Regions from separate parts of the Homo sapiens genome. Here region 1 is linked to region 2. A link is an interaction called in ENCODE POLR2A ChIA-PET data of the cell type or tissue named here. Cell type or tissue: Caco-2. All regions are shown on one strand. Each heading gives the region's core, and the rest is flanking DNA. Links, peaks and the distances in the headings are about the cores only. Region 1 holds the start of KCNG1 (potassium voltage-gated channel modifier subfamily G member 1). Region 2 overlaps RIPOR3 (RIPOR family member 3).

Evidence for each region. ChIA-PET counts read pairs that join two places held together with the same protein. Peaks named below come from ENCODE experiments on the same cell type or tissue, not always from the same donor. Only the 100,000 strongest peaks of a DNase experiment are listed, where the experiment ranks them.
Region 1: POLR2A ChIA-PET joins it to region 2 with 12 read pairs; 2 of 35 experiments call an interaction of 5 or more read pairs at or near these places.

The regions. Positions count from the first base shown.
Region 1 is chr20:51,022,600-51,030,926 of GRCh38, reverse strand. KCNG1 (potassium voltage-gated channel modifier subfamily G member 1) reads left to right here and starts at 7,820. Exons shown (of 3, transcript NM_002237.4): 1 at 7,820-8,057. RefSeq lists a silencer at 7,722-7,891. In Caco-2, for the core only: no CTCF peak of the experiment used is centred there; a DNase peak (open chromatin) is centred at 7,726; H3K4me3 peaks cover 922 bases; H3K27me3 peaks cover 1,120 bases.
Region 2 is chr20:50,676,347-50,684,673 of GRCh38, reverse strand. The region is part of intron 1 of RIPOR3 (RIPOR family member 3); the gene reads left to right. Among named protein-coding and RNA genes, the nearest start is that of RIPOR3, 11 kb to the left of the region's middle. In Caco-2, for the core only: no CTCF peak of the experiment used is centred there; DNase peaks (open chromatin) are centred at 4,033, 5,673 and 6,243.

The sequences.
Region 1 (8,327 bases), core at 111-8,110, 350 kb before region 2:
AAGGGGATGACAGCTGAGGCTCCAAGGCTCTGACAGCCTTTGCTGCTACAAAATGAAGATGTTCTCCTGTCTTCCTTCCCGTCTGCAGGAACGAAACAGGGTGGCAAAATCCCAGAGCATTCCACTCAGCTGTCGACAGCCCTGCGACTGGCTGCAGCCTCGGAAATAAATGGTCCCGTCAGCTGCTAGGGAGGGTGAGCTCAGGATTTCAGATGAAAATGAAATAAGAGGGAACGCAGCCCAGAAGCAATGCAAAGTAACGGGAAGGGGACGAAAAATCTTCCACTGCAGCAAGACGGACGCTAGAATGGTGCAATGGGACGCTGACCTCAGATCCGGGGACATGGGGAATGAGCTCATCCTGGGGGACCTGGCTGGTGGGCCCTGTGCTTCTGGGATCCAGGGTCTGTCTGAGGGGACCTGGACCTGGCTGGCAGGACCACTGCTTTCTTCTCTTCCCCACCCCCACCCTTCCCTCCTCTTGCGAAAGCCATATACTTCTGCATGTGTCCAGATCAAACAGCCTACAGTAATACACCTGAGGGGCTGGCTAGCTTCAACCCCCTGCTAAGGAAGAAAGCCTCAAGCCTGACAGACTCCTAGCAGGAGGGAGACAAATTACAATCCCAAGAGATGGGACAACACAGCAATAGCTCTCTAATCTGGGGGAGGAAAGATGACAACAATAACGAAATCCAGCATCTACCAGCACCTCGGATCCTGCTGTAAAATCCAGCTTCAGGGTCTTTCTGTGTGTGTTGCCATCACAGCTTCTCATGTTCTGGCTGTGTAATCCTGAGCAAGTTATTCACCCGTGTCTCATTTACCCCATCCCAGAAACAGGGAAAATCATGTTACCCACTATGTGGGGTTGTTATGAGAATGAAATATAAAAACTTTAGAATAGTATCTGGCACATGGCACATTCTCTCAAGAAGTCAGATTCATTTTGGTTTTTATAACTGTGTTGTTTTGTATTCACATGAAATATAGCTCTACCTGTACACATAACCCACATCACATCAGCCAGGTTCAAACACCCATCTGAGTTCATTGATACTAAGTATCTATGGACTGGATTCATAGTAAGCACCCTCCTGCCTGACTCTCTCCAACCCCCAACCACTCAACAGTCTTGGGTGCTCACACATCCCCTTTTCCACGCCCACCCTCCCTTTGAGCTACCTAAGCATCTGCCAGTGTGCAGTGCTCTGATGAGCTGTCTCTCTTCTTAAGAAAGAGAAAAGTTGAACCAGGACTTAAAATCTCAGATGCCTACAGGGACCAGACAGGTAGACAGGTAAAGGGTTCTAGACTTTAAGGAGTGGTGAGGAGTGTGACAAACTGGAGAACCCAGGCCCCAGCTAAAGGAAAATGTTGCTACCAGCTCTAGCCAATTTTTGCCAGGCAGGAAAGCAGGTTCAGAATTGGCACATCTTCTAAGTTTTCAAGGGAAGCCAGAAATCTGGATTCGTATGCGAAAATCTCCTAATTTTCAAATATTGGCACATACTTCATTATTTTTAAAACATGGAAGTCCTGGGAAGATACATGAGTTTGCACCCTCTGAGTAGAGGGGAATGAGCCCTCCAGCTATTACCAACTATCAGGCAGTGCCCTCTCCCTGCAAGAACCAGAATCTCGTGGCTGGGCTGAAGCACCAAGGAACTCTAGACAGATCTTAATTAAGTGCCAGGGAGAGTACCTATTAGTTGATAAAGGCTTAGGATGAGGGTAGGGGGAAGAGTCCCCTGAGGGCTGGAGCAGTGGAGGAAAGCTGAACGCAGGAGGTGGACTTGGAAATGGGCTGTGAAAGTTATCAGGAGGCGGAAAAACTGAGGGACAAACCACAACCCAGAGGAGGGATGGAGGGAGATGGGGTTAGAGACAACTGGAAGCTTTAACTTCAAGCTTCGTCCCTTCGAGTGTGGATCCAAAATGTAACACTGCAGCACTCTCTTGAGGAGGATTCTATTAGGAAGGTGCTATACACTGCTCGGGGCTGATGGCATCTGGAGACAGCACAGAGGATGCAGGCTTCCTCCCAGGAGAAAAGACAGTGCACAGTTCCCTCGAAGTGTCCTCATCCTCCCTGGAAGTCCTCCACTGCTGCAGGCTTCTCCCGGTCCCCGGATCTGCTCATGGGCAGTCTCCTGCAGTGGAAGGTGAGCTCCTCCAGGGCTGAAAACGTGTCTTTTGCATCCCAAGTGCTTGCTCAGTGCTTGGCATATAGAAGGTCCTTAAACAATGTTTATCCAATGATCTGGGGAATGAAACCAAAAAACAAAAAAGCGGGACATCAAAGAATAAGGTACAGAACCACATTTCCAAAACAGAAATTTCCTCCAGGACAGGAAAAAGGCATGAAGGCACTGAGGCTCATTGCATACAGCTGCTGCAAAGATTTTGTGTTTGCACAGAGGAACACCTCGAGTGTAGAGCCAAGAAATAAACAGTGAGTGACACCCCATAATGGCCAGGGTCAGCAAGGCTCAAATGGCTCCAAAGCCCCCAGGAGATAGACACAATGCACCACCGGTCAGAGTTCTAGCAGATGTCTTAGATCATTCTGGAATAGAGTTAGATATAACCTTTTCCCTGAATAGATGGTACAGCTGAGGCTCAGGATGCAGGGAGATTGTGTCCAACCACACAGCTAGTCTAGTGACACAAGCTGGACCAGAACCCAGGTCCCCTGACTCTCAGCCCAGGGCTCTTGCCAAAGAACCCTGGACTAGGAGCAGGGCAGGAGCTGGGATGAGGCAGGCAGGGTACAAAATGTAAGAGGGAGCCGGATGTGGTGGCTCACACCTGTAATCCCAGCACTTTGGGAGGCTGAGGAGGGCAGATCACCTGAGGTCAGGAGTTCAAGACCAGCCTGGCCAACATGGTCAAATCTCATCTCTACTAAAAATAGAAAAATTAGCCAGGTGAGGTGGCAGGGTGCCAGTAATCCCAGCTACTCAGGAGGCTGAAGCAAGAGAATCGCTTGAACCCGGGAGGCAGAGGTTGCAGTGAGCCAAGATCGTGCCACTGCACCTCAGCCTGGGCAACAAGAAAGAAACTCCATCTCAAAAAAAATAAAAAAAGAAAAGAAAAAAAAAGTAAGGAGGTGCCCAAAAGCTCAATCATCAAGGTAAATAACATTTTGAAACAATATTTTTTAAAAATCAAAATTAGTCCACAAAAATCCACAAGAAGCAAAATATCACATTTTAAAAGAAAGACTTCAATAAAGTCACACCCTTGCATGCCTCAACCTCACCTACTGCAACCTAACCCCATCCCAGACCAGGAATCCCAAGGTGACAATGGGCTGAGACCTGCAGGAAGTGGCTATATGGAAATCTGCGGGAAGGTGACAGGATTTGGGGAATCAGAGGAACAGAAAGGGAAAGTGCCTGGGGCAGAGTGTCTGTGGAGAGAGAGAAGGAGAATGCCCCCATCCCAATCCCTGCCTTGACTCAAACACCAGCCTTCACCCCACAGACACCCAGTGGGATCCCCTGTCCAAAGAGCTAACTCCAAACCAAGAAAATCCCACCCCACCCACCACTCTCAACAGATTCCTCCCAACTCCAACCAAATCCAAGCCTTTTCATCTCAAGGAGGAGATGGGTTAAAAAAAAATGGACAGCTCTGGATAACTTTTCCTGCCCTGGAAAAACAGCCCAGAACTTTATGGCTTACTGACAGCTGGTTATGGATGGGAAGGAAGGCATATTCTTAAACTGCTGACAGTAACTCCCTTTTAAGGTATTTCCTCAGGGCCAGCAATGTCACATTCTCCTCCTGCCCGAAAAATTAACAGCAGTTTTTATTTCAGTGACAAGCTTGGGCTTTTGGGTTAGGCAGGCCTGGGTTCGGATCTGGCTCTGCCATTTACCGCGCAACCCTAGACAATCTGCCAACATGAAAAGTCACCAACTCTTGCTTCCAGGGGCCTGGCAGTAACCGAGATGGTATGATGTGGGTAGAGGGGCACACCGCAGGGAGCAGAAGCCACTGCCCAGCGCCAGCATGCTGTGTGGGTAAAGGATGTTGGCCAGATCTCCCAGTGTTTCAAAAGAAAAAATTTTACATGAAATCTCCCAGTTTTTAAAGGTCAGCAACTAATTTTAAATTAATTTTTAAAAATTTTAACTCAGTAGGGACAAATAAAACAGGTCTGCGTGCCAGAGTCCACCTCCGGGCCCAGTTGTGGCTCTGATGTCTTCAAATCACCCAGCAACCACCTGGCACCTCGTAGCTGCCCAGCAAGCACTGACGGTTCCCATTTTCTCAGGAAGCTTCCATGGGTATCATCAACATCTCTTTCCACACAACAGCTTGGGGAAGGATGCTTTTCAAGAGGAAAATGAAGATATGAGGAGAAGAGTGAAAAATCTGGAAGGCTCTAAGGGAGGGAGGAACTGCAAAGAGGGAATTCCTTAAAAGGACTTAAAAGGATTTTATTGGACATTGTTTAGCACAGTCAGGGATAAGATCAGGCAGTAATTTAACTCCTGGGTACAGCAAGTGAGTGTGTATGTTGCGGGTAGGCAGGACCGGGTGGAAGTCATTGTTCTCACTGACGGTCTCCACACAGTGTACCAGGTCTTCTGTCTGCAGGTCACTATGAAATTTGACTCAGGTGCATAGTGTTCTAATAAGCCCAGCCCCATCTCTAGAGGTGGCCATTAGTTCCTATGGATCCTACATAAGAAGAAGCTGGCTTGAGTTTGTCCCGGGACCTCATGAGGGCTCCGAAGTCAGACCCAGCTGGGTAGGCGTTCAAGTCTTCAATATCAGTGGTTCTCAAAGTGGGATCCCCAGACCTGATGCATGAGCATCAGCAGGGAACTCCTCAGAAGGACCCTACGCCAGACCCACTGAATCAGCCACTCCAGGGTGGGGGCCAGCCGTCTGGGTTTTAATAAGCCCTCAGGGGGATTCAGATGCACAGTAAAGTCTGAGAGGCCCTGCTCTGCATCCTTACCCTGTGAGCATCAGTGAGGAGTCTGACTCTCTGACGCAGTCACATCTATTCCAGAAAACTGTCCTGAATTCCCCCAGGAATCATTTCCAGGAATCATTTAAGAAGCCTGCTCTGTATGTGCCTAGCAGAGTGGGAGCTGCTGGAGAGGGGAGAGACAGCACACAGTCCTTGCCCTGATGGAGCTTGGTCCCCAGTGGGGACACAGATAATACGCAAGTAAAAAAGATAGAAACATGGCCAGGTGCAGCGGCTCACATCTGTAATCCCAGCACTTTGGGAGGCCAAGGTGGGTGGATGTCTTAAGCCTAGGAGTTCCAGACCCGCCTGTCTCTGCAAAAAATATATTTTGTTTTAAATTAGTGGTGCATGGTGGTGTGTGGTAGTCCCAGCTACTCAGAAGTCTGAGGCAGGAGGATCCCTAGAGCCCAGGAGTTAGAGGTTACAGTGAGCTATGATTGCACCACTGCACTCCAGCGGGTGACAGAGTCAGACCCTGTCTCAAAAACAAGATAGAGAGCAATTTTCTGGCTGGGTGCAGTGGCTCACGCCTGTAATTCCAGCATTTTGGGAGGCTGAGGCTGGCGGATCACTTGAGGTTGCGAGTTCAAAACTAGCCTGGCTAACATGGTGAGACTCCGTCTCTACTAAAAATACAAAAATTAGCTGGGCATGGTGGCACACACCTGTAGTCCCAGCTACTCAGGAGGCTGAGGCAGGAGAATCGCTTGAACCCAGGGGGATGGAAGTTGCAGTGAGCTGAGATCACACCACTGCACTCCAGCCTGGGAGACACAGAGAGACTATGTCTCAAAAAAAAAAAAAAAAAAAAAAATTTCAGATGGGAAAGGAAGGCAGAAGCCTGATCCACCACAAGAGGAGTGTTTCTCAATATGTAATCCAGGGACCCTCTGACAACAAAAGCCCACCCCACCCCACTCAGGCCCCTCCCCCACACTGCTGGTTGGTCTCTTTGATGTTTCTCAGACATGCCTCCTTCTCTCCTGCTTGAAGGCCAGTGCCTTTGATGTTCTGTCCACCTAGAAAGCTCTCTTCCCATCTTGCCAGATGGGCTCCTTCTGGCTCAGGGCTCCATGTAACCATCACCTCCACAGGAGCCCTCCCCCATTATTCTATCTAAAGTGGCCTCTCTGGCTTCATTCTGCAATCACGTATTTCAGCAGTTTCCCAATTCTGCCAAGCCCCCAGTAGAAGGTGAGCTCTTGGAAACAGGTCCTTAGGCAGATCCTTGTCTGTCCAGGCCTCCACCTCACCAGTAAGCCAGTGTTTTTATTCTTGTTGTTTTAGAGGCTGGATCTCGCTCAGTCACGCAGGCTGGATTGCAGTGGTGCCATCATAGTGCACTATAACCTGGAACTCCTATGCTCCACCCGGCTGGGACTGCCGCGCAGGCTAGTGTGCCCTGCGCTCATTTCTTAGGGTTAACCCTAACCCACTTAATGAGCACCCACGACTCCCCAACCCGAGCCCCACTCAAGCAGAAGGCCTCAGGCTGGTCGGCAGCAGGGTTTCTTCATGTCCTTTCTTGGTTCTCTGATGATAGGCAAAGGCAGTAGAGACAGAAAGGAAAAGAGGAACGGAGTGCAAGAGACAGAAAGGAGAAGAGGAACGGAGTGCAAGAGACAGAAAGGAGAAGAGGAACGGAGTGCAAGGCAAGCCACCCTAAGAGGCCAGCCCTGCCAGCAGCACAGATCCCTCCAAACCAATAGGTCCCTCCAACTCAGTAGATTCCTCCAACCCAATAGATCCCTCCAACCCAACCTCCAGCATCTGTGCAGCATCCTACCAACTCCGAGGCTAGGCGGCCACACTGGGAGCAAGACCCCAGGACCTGGTCCAAGTGCCCTGCACCGGCCAGGGGAGTGGACGACGAAGTGCGGCTCTGCTAGCCCGGGAGGGCTCTGGGGCCTCGGCCCCGCGGGACTGGAAGGGAAAACACCTGGCACGGTACGTACTGGCCCTAGGAATTTGGCACAGCAAGATGCTGGCAGTCCCTGGGTGGCGGTGGCAGGAAGGGCCCAAGGGCAACATTGGTCTAGGAGGTCGAGAAAAGGCGCGCGATATATGGCCCCCAGGATGTGGAAGCTTGCTTGGAGCGTTCGGCTCCAGGGCAGCAGCGCGTGGAGGGCCTCAAGGATGCAGTATTTGCCCGGGGTAGGGGGGCGAGGGACCCAGAGGCAGCAGTGCACTTGGACTTCCAGGACTTCCAGGGAAAGGCAGGAGACATGGCGCATGTGGTTCCCAGGATGTGTAAGCGCGTGGAGCGCGGCCCCGGGGCAGCGGAGAGTGGGGTTTTAATATCTAGCACATGTAGACCCTGGGGCGGTGCTGCTAGGGGCGCGGACCCGGGACCACCGGAGCACTTGCACCGCGGGGAAAGCTGACAGGGCGCGCGACCCTAGGAGGCTGCCGCGCCGCCTGGTGCGTGAAGCTCCAGGGCAGCGGAGCGCGGGGACCTTGAAGGCTGTCGCGTGCAGGCGAAGGGGCCGCAGGGTGGTCGCTCCTGGGAGAGCAGACGGGGAAGAAGGCAACGGGAGGGAGGGCGTAGCGCGAGCAGTCCCGGACGCGGGCTCAGGAACTGGCCGCGAGGAGCGCAATCCAGCAGGCGCGCCAGGGCCCCCGGATCCAAGGTGCGGGGTCCCGATTGGGCGCCTGGACGCCCCGTGACGGTGGCGCCGCTGCCACTGTCCCGAAGCGAGGCGAGGCCAGGCGCTGCGCTTTCGGCTGCCCGCCCCTTCTCCCCGCCCCGCGCTCAGTCCCCTCCCTCCGTCCCGCCTCCTGCCTCGCTCCCTCCCTCGGCGGCTGCTGCGCCGCGCTCCCGGCGCACTCGGAGCCCGGCGGGGACCGGGAGGCAGAGACGGGGCGGCCGTGGCTCCGAGGGCGGGAGCTGAGCCGGGCCCCGGGACCGAAGTTTGGCGGCGGCTCCGGGAGGCAGAGCGGGCTCCCCGGGCGACTTCCAGGCCCCTCTCGCGTCCTCGCCCCGGACCCGTGGGCAGCCGGGGGGAACGGAAGCCGCGGCCGGGCCAACTCCGAGGCGGGGACGCCGCGACGGGAACTTGAGGTGGGAACTTTGCGCGCTGCAGCCTCGCCGGGCGCCACCGAAGCGCGAACCGGACCCCGAGCCTGCAAACTCGGGCTCGGGGGCGGCTGCACGTGGCCGTGGCCCTGAACTCCCTGCGGGGGCCTCGAAACCCGCCTGCGGGGAGGCCAGGGCGACAGAGGACTCGGGAGTCACCGCTGGTGCGTGGCGGCGTGGAGCGCGCTTGTTACGGCCAAGGTGCGGGTCCGGCTTCGGTTCATCCCAAGGGGTCACCGGGATGCGAAGTCCGGG
Region 2 (8,327 bases), core at 278-8,277:
TCTGGGCTATTGCAGTTGCCTCCCCACCAGTGTCTCTGCTTCTCCTCTTGCCTCCCTCCTGGTCTACTCTCCGTGTGCAGCCAGCAGGGTCCTGTTAAAATGAAATTAGATCCAGTTCCTTCTCTGTTCAGGACACCTCCTATCTCCAGCCCTGGTCCCACCTTGCCCAGAGCACAGGCAAAGTCCTCATCACGGCCCACAAGGCCTGCAGGGCCCAGGCCTCTCTAACCTTATCTCTCCTCCTTCCCACTCCCCACAATTGCTGTTCTTGAGGTCGGGCACAGTCCTGCCCCAGGACCTTTGCAATCGCTTTTCTCTATGCCTGGGTGCTCATTCTTCAGATATCCAAGTGGCCCACTTGTTCATATCGCGCAGGTCTTTACACAAACATCACCTTTGCAGCGAGGCCATCCTGACTCTCCATTTAAAATTACAGCTTCCTTCACTCCCTGGTCTTCTTCATCCCTTTTCTGGTTTATTTTTCTCCTTACCACACACGTCTCATCATCTAACATACATATATATTCTTATTTTCTTAAGTGTCCCCTGCTGGAATGTGAGTTTCCTGAAGGTAGGGATTTATTTTTTTTTTTGAGATGGAGCCTCACACTGTCGCCCAGGATGGAGTACAATGGTGTAATCTCGGCTCACTGCAACCTCTGCCTCCCGGGTTCAGGTGATTCTCCTGCCTCAGCCTCCCGAGTAGCTGGGATTATAGGTGCACACTACCACGCTTAACTAATTTTTGTATTTTTAGTAGAGACAGGGTTTTGCTATGTTGGCCACGTTGGTCTTGAACTACTGACTTCAGGTGATCCACCTGCCTTGGCCTCCCAAAGTTTCTGAGATTAGAGGTGTGAGACACTGCACCCGGCCTCCTCTAGAATTTTAAAAATGGACCTCAAGTAAGTAGAATTGACCAGGTGTGGTGGCTCACACCTGTAATCCCAGTACTTTGGGAGGCCGAGGCAGGTGGATCACCTGCAGTCAGGAGTTTGATACCAGTCTGACCAACAGGAGTAGAGACAGCCCGTCTCTACTAAAAATACAAAAATAAGACAGGTGTGGTGACATGAACCTGTAATCCCAGCTACTCGGGAGGCTGAGGCACAAGAATCACTTGAACCCAGGAGCTGGAGGTTGCAGCAAGCTGAGATCTCACCACTGCACTCCAACCTGGCCAATGGAGTGAGACTCCGTCTCAAAGAAAAAAAAAAAAGAAAAAGTAAGTAGGATTGAATGATTCATAATTCCATAATGACATACTGAAAGGGCACCTGAACAGCCCCACCTACACTTCCATCTAACAATCTCTTTATAGCTATTTATAAAATGATAAATGCCTGTGAACCCATGGTCCCACCTGCGTGCTGGAACTCAGACAACCATTTTATATCAACTTCCGAACTCTTTTCCCATCTTGCCTCCCTCCCTCTCTCACTGTGGTAGTAGCTGCTATCTTGAATTCTGTGTTTAGCTTTCCCTTGCCTTTCTAAAAATTGTGGATAGAATTTATCACTTTAGCCATTTTAAGGGTACAATTCAGCGGCATTACGCACATTCACAATGTTGGGCAATTATCAGCGCCATCCATTTCCAGAACATTTTCATCTTCTCAATTTCCCTTGCTTAAAAAAATAGTTTTATCACCAGGCACGGTGGCTCATGCCTGTAATCCCAGTACTTTGGGAGGCCAAGGCGGGCAGATCACCTGAGGTCAGGAGTTCGAGACCAGCCTGACCAACATGGAGAAACCCCGTCTCTACTAAAAATATAAAATTAGCCAGGTGTGGTGGTGCATGCCTGTAAACCCAGCTACTAGGGAGGCCGAGGCAGGAGAATTACTTGAACATGGCAGGCAGAGGTTGCGGTGAGCCAAGATTGCTCCACTGCACTCCAGCCTGGGCGATGAGTGCGAAACTCCGTCTCAAAAAAAAAAAAAGTTTTATCACTTACATGTATGCCAAAATAATATATCATTTACTTTTACTGCTGTTTGAACTTTACGTAAAGATATATCTTGTCTTCTGGCACATACATGCAGACACACACACACACACATATTTTGAGACAGGGTCTCACTCTGTCACCCAGGCTGGAGTGCAGTGGTGCAATCTCAGCTCACTGTAGCCTTGACTTCTTGGGCTCAGGTGATCCTCCCACCTCAGCCTCCCTGGTAGCTGGGACTACAGGCGTGCACCACCACACTTGGCTACGTTTTTGTAGAGACGGGGCTTTGCCATGTTGCATATTGCCCAGGCTGGCCTCAAACTCCTGGCCTCAAGCAATCAGCCTGCCTTAGCATCCCAAAGGGCTGGGATTACAGGTGTGAGCCATGGTGCCCAGCCCCTGCACTTACATTTTTATAAATCATTTTATTGCTAAAATTCGTTGATATAATTGCTTATCACTTGTTCATTCACTTTTCTCTGCTGTGTACTATTCCATGGCATACCAGCATTTATTTTTCCTGTCTATGACCATGTGGGTTGTTTCCATTTGTCAGTTTTGTTTGCTACATACACGGTTCTGCTTTGAGGGTTCTTGTACTGTCCTATTGCACACATACAGGAGTGTGTCTCAAGTTTGTACCTGGAAGTAGAATTGCTGGAATATGAAATCGTATGCTGAATTATCTTCTAATGGTTGTACCAATTCACAAGCCACCCTCTACACATGGCATTTGTCAAACATCTTACTTTTTGCCACCTGAATGGGTGGAATTTGCCCTAGATCTTGACTGACATCAAGGACGGGGCTGGAATGTCCAAAAGCCTTGAATGGGCTGCGTGTTTGTGACGTCCCACATCTTTGTGGCACAGCTTCTCCTGCAGGAGAGGCAAGCCTGGCAGCTGTGCTACAGAAAGGAACACATGGCGTAGGGATTACAGATCTGATAACATCAACTTTTCCTTCCTCCCCTCCACCTCCTTTTATTTGGTCTGGTTCTCAACGCGTGTGGGGAACGGTGTGGTGAGGAAGGGGCGAATCCTTGGTCCGTGACAGGCACTGTTGCATGCACTTTACAGATATTGCTGTTAATTATTTACCTCTCAGATCCTGCAAATGGAGGTGCCCTTAGAAGCCCCACTTTACAGATATGGAAACTGAGGAACAGAGAGGTTAAGTGACTTGCCTGAAATTACACAGGGAGTAAATGGCAGAACTGGGTTTGAATCCAGCTCTTCTGGCTTCGTCCAAGGTTTATGCTGCCTTTCAGTAGCGCCTGCAGTGAAGGGTTGCAAACTCCTCAGTCCTACAGACTTGGGTTCAAACCCTGGATCCCCTACCACCTCACTGTATACCTCTGAGCAGTTACATCACGTCTTTGAACCTCAATTTCTCTAAAATAAAAAGAGCTATCTTTTCCAGAAGCCTCATTATATGTTTTTTTTTTTCTAGTGCCTTATTGTTTCTTTTCTTTTCTTTTCTTTTTTTTTTTTTTTTTTGAGACAGAGTTTGGCTTTGTCGCCCAGGCTGGAGTGCAGTGGTGCAATCTTGGCTCACTGCAGCCTCCACCTCCTGGGCTCAAGCAGATCCTCCCATCTCAGCCTCCCAAGTAGCTGGGACTACAGGCATGCACCACCACGCCCAGCCAGTTTTTATTTTTTGCAGAGACTGGGGTCTCACTTTGTTGATCAGGCTGGTCTCAAACTCCTGAGCTGAAATAGATTCACCCGCCTTAGCCCCCCAAAGTCCTGGGATTAAGGTGTGAGCCACTGTGCCAGCTATTGTTTCTTGTTAGGTCATATGCCCCTTCTTGAAATTTCCCCGGAATATGTTCTTTGGCTTACGCCTGTCAGAGCTCATCTCTGGAGTTGAGGGGGTATCAATGCCACTCACACTTGTACCTGCAAATCAGGGTGCCCTCCCACCCCCCGACCCAACAAAAGCCAAAGGCTGTTCGTAGGAGCAGGAGATAGGTGCTGGGCATCAGGAAAGCAAGTGTCCACTCTGGTCTGGCTGGGCTGGTTTGGGCCACTGACCTTCATGACCATTGTATTGCGTAAGAGGCTGCTCTGGTTGAGCTGTAACCAGCACAGGCAGCCTTTGGCCAGGTCGGCGTGAGATTACCAGCCTCGCACAGGCGGCTGCACACGACACGTCTGCAATACCTATTCTGAAGGGTAATTCTCTGGGATAAAGCATGTTTATGTTTTTTAGGGAGGTGGGGAAGAAAATTCCATTTCTGTTGCCAATTAGTTCTGCTTGAGAACAGCTTTTCTCAACACCAACATATTGGCTGCCCAGACTTGAGTTCTGTTGATTAACTCAAAGTGGGGAAAAAAGTGATTTTTCTTTCCTTCCTCCACCCCCAACCGTGAAACCCGGCTGTTAGTGATGAAAGGGGTCCTGTGGATCATTTAGTTTTCCTTGTCATGACTCCAGGAAAGGCTATAAAAATAATCAGTGGGCCCCGCTGGCCGTAATTGACTGTAGAGAGAAGTTGGCTACCACAGCGCCTGAGTTATGAGAATCTGTTTCAGATGCAGGCTTCAGTTGAGCCTCGTCTAATGACACCTGCTCCCCAAGGCCAGCGGAGGGTGGGGGTGCTGACGCTTGTCTGCATGCTTCTCTTCCTTCCCGGGTTCCAGGGAGCTCCTGGCAGAGGGACCCAGGACAAAACAGAGATGCTGGGAGGAGAGGACCAAGCATGGATCTGGCCCTGCTGCTTGCACCAAATTCCAGGTCTACTGTTTGTTTGTCTGTTTGTTTTGAGACAGGATCTTACTCTGGTTGCCAGGCTGGAGCGCAGTGGTGTGATCTTGGCTCACTGCAGCCTCAACCTCCTGAGCTCGGGTGATCCTCCCACTTCAGCCTCCTGGGTAGCTGGGACTACAGGTGTATGCCGCCATGCCTGGCTAATTTTTGCAGTTTTTTAGTAGAGACGGTTTTTTTTTTTTTGAGACAGAGTCTCACTCTATTGCCCAGGCCCGAGTGCAGTGGCGCGATCTCGGCTCACTGCAACCTCTGCCTCCCAGGTTCAAGTGATTCTCCTGCCTCAGCCTCCCGAGTAGCTAGGACTACAGGTGAGCGCCACCACGCCCGGCTAATTTTTTTTTTTTTTTTTTGTATTTTTAGTAGAGACAGGGTTTCACCATGTTTGCCAGAATGGTCTCGATCTCCTGACCTTGTGATCTGCCCACCTCAGCCTCCCAAAGTGCTGGGATTACAGGCGTGAGCCACTGCACCAGTGGAGATGGGATCTTGCCATGTTGCCCAGGCTGGTCTCGAACTCCTGAACTCAAGCGATCCTCCCACCTCAGCCTCCCAAATTGCTGGGATTACAGGTGTGAGCCACCGTGCCCGGCCCAGTCCACTGTTTGTTGGCCATGAACCTGGGGCAAGAAACTTCACTTCTTGGTGCCTCTTTTTTAAATTTTATTCTTTTTTTTAACCATAAACTCAACCAAGTGGCACCCTCATTTTATATATTTTTAAATATTATATATATATTTTTTGAGGTATATATATTTTAAAATATTATATGTGTATCTCTCTCTCTCTGTGTGTGTGTGTGTGTATATATATATATATTTTTTTTTTTTTTTTTTTTTTTTTTTTTTTTGAGACAGGATCTTGCTTTGTCACCCAGGCTGGAGTGTAGTGGTGCAATCCTGGCTCACTGCAGCCTCGAATTCCTGGGCTCAAGCAATCCTCCCACCTTGGCTTCCTGAATAGCTAGTACTACAGGTGTGGATCACCAGGCTTGGCTAATTTTTTGAATTTTTTGTAGAGATGAAGTCTCACTTTGTTGCCCAGGCTGGTCTTGAACTCCTGAACTCAAGTGATCCTCCCACCTGGGCCTCCCAAAGTGCTGGGATTACAGGCATTTTAAACAGATAATAATGGTTCCTCCTCCTGGGGTGATGTAAGGATTGAATGAGTTAATAACATGCAAAGCACTTGCAAGGAGCCTCCACCATGTGCAAAGTCCTGTGTCAACGCCAGCTTTTGTTATTTATTCAAGACTCCCCCACTCTTCCTCCCTTGACACTTGAGTCGTATGTGGTTGTGCCAAAATATCTTAGTCCAGTCCCCTGATGATGGACGTGAGATCAGTTCCGATCTTTTGTGATCACGAATAGCACTGCATTGAATAACCTGTAGCTTGTGAGCCAACCCCTCCACCCACCCCTTAAGGTATGTGAACCCCATGATAACCTTGGCCTTGGACTTTCCTTCCCGGAGCCTGCAGAACGAGGAGAGATATGTGGGCATGTGGCCAACTCTGGCCTGGCATGCAAACAGGCCTGTGGGGTGGGGTGGGAGGTGGGGGTAGGCCCTCCCTGAGCCAGGTGGGACAGATTCCTGCTGTGTCCATCTGGTGAGTGAGGAGCCACAGGGTGAGTTTCAGAGGGTTGGGCCAAGGCCACCCAGCCCCCAGGTTCCTGGTGAATGCCCTTATGTGGACTGGAGAGAGGAAACCTGTACTGTGCCTTGTGGGCTCTGCCCATTTTTTGTGATCTTCCTCTAGGAAGCCCGCTGGGATCTCTGCTCCAACACACTTTGCTATATCAGCCACCGGTTTAGCACCCATGGTGGCTGGTTCTCTTCTTGGGGGGCAAAACCCATGATGATTGAGAAAATGAGATGGGGAGTCAGGAGGCTGATTTTGGTCCTGACTTCCCAGCACCTCCACCCTTGTAACTCCTGTGGCTCCGTGTCCTCATCTGAAAGCAGACTAAGAAGACGAATAATAAGGCCAGGCGCGGTGGCTCATGCCTATAATCCCAGCACTTTGGGAGGTCGGGACAGGTGCATCAGTTGAGGTTAGGAGTTCAAGACAAGCCTGGCCAACATGGTGAAACCCCGTCTCTACTAAAAATACAAAAATTAGCTGGGCGTGGTGGCACGTGCCTGTAATTCCAGGTACTTGAGAGGCTGAGGCAGGAGAATCACTTGAACCAGGGAGGCAGAGGTTGCAGTGAGCTGAGATCGCCCCACTGCACTCCAGCCTGGGTGACAGAGTGAGATCTTGTCTCAAAAAAAAAAAAAAAAGGCCAGGCGCGGTGGCTCACGCCTGTAATCCCAGCACTTTGGGAGGCCGAGGCAGGTGGATCACCTGAGGTCAGGCGTTTGAGACCAGCCTAACCAACATGGTGAAAACCCATTTTTACTAAAAATACAAAAATTAGCCAGGTGTGGTGGTGTGTGTCTGTCATCCCAGCTACTCAGGAGGCTGAGGCAGAAGAATCGCTCGAACCCGGGAGGTGGAGGTTGCATTGAGCCGAGATTGCGCCACTGCACCCAGGCCTGGGCAACAAGAGCAGAACTCGGTCTAAAAAAAAAAAAAAAAAAAAAAGTAAAACAAGAAAATAATAATAATAATGGTAACAAATTCACAGGAAGGTCTTGTGAAGTCTCAGAGACGTAATGCAAATGGGTTTGGACCCTGTGTCTGGCACAAGAAATATAAGCTGGTGTGAGAAAATGACCTATCTATGGGAATGTCTGGGCCACAGGCACTTGCAGCCACCTATGAAGGGAGTTAGTCCGAATTCCCAGGGCCTTGGCAAATCATCCACCCTCAGAACTGAGTTTTCTCTAGCAAATGAGGGTGCTAATGATATGTATCCCAAGGGTTTGATGTGAGAATTAAATGAGACCAGGCACATATTGCTTTGCATTTACACTGTGGTATTGTTGATATTATTAGTTATCTGTGTTGATAGTTGTGAGCATCCTTCCAGACATTGGCACAATGCGGTGCACGCAGCTGGTGCTTGGTGACTGCAAATGGATTGACGGACAGGGCCCAGTATCTGGGCTGGGTGTGGGTGGCTCACACCTGTAATCCTAGCACTTTGGGAGAATGAGGCAGGAGGATTGCTTGAGCCCAGGAGTTTGAAACCAGCCTGGGTATAAGCAAGACCTCTACTAAAAAAAAAAAAAAAAAAAAAGTAGAATCTGGAGGATGCACTGATAGAGAAACCCATTTCTGATGTTGTGGAGCCCTTAGGGAGAATAAAGGGGAAAAGCCTGATGTGACCTCACCTGTGGGTTTTTTTATTTTGTTTTGAGACTGAGTATTGCTCTGTGGCCCCAGCTGGAGTACAGTGGCATGATCACGGCTCACTGCAGCCTTGACCTCCTGGGCTCAAGTGATCCTCCTACCTCAGCCTCCAGAGTAGCTGGGACCACAGGCATGCACCACCATGTCTGGCTAATTTTTGTATTTTTAGTAGAGACGGGGTCTCTCTATGTTGCCCAGGATGGTCTTGAACTCTTGGGCTCCAGCGAACCTCCTGCCTTAGCATCCCAAAATTCTGGGATTACAGGCATGAGCCCCCACACCCAGCCCTCACCTGTGGTTTTATAGTCAG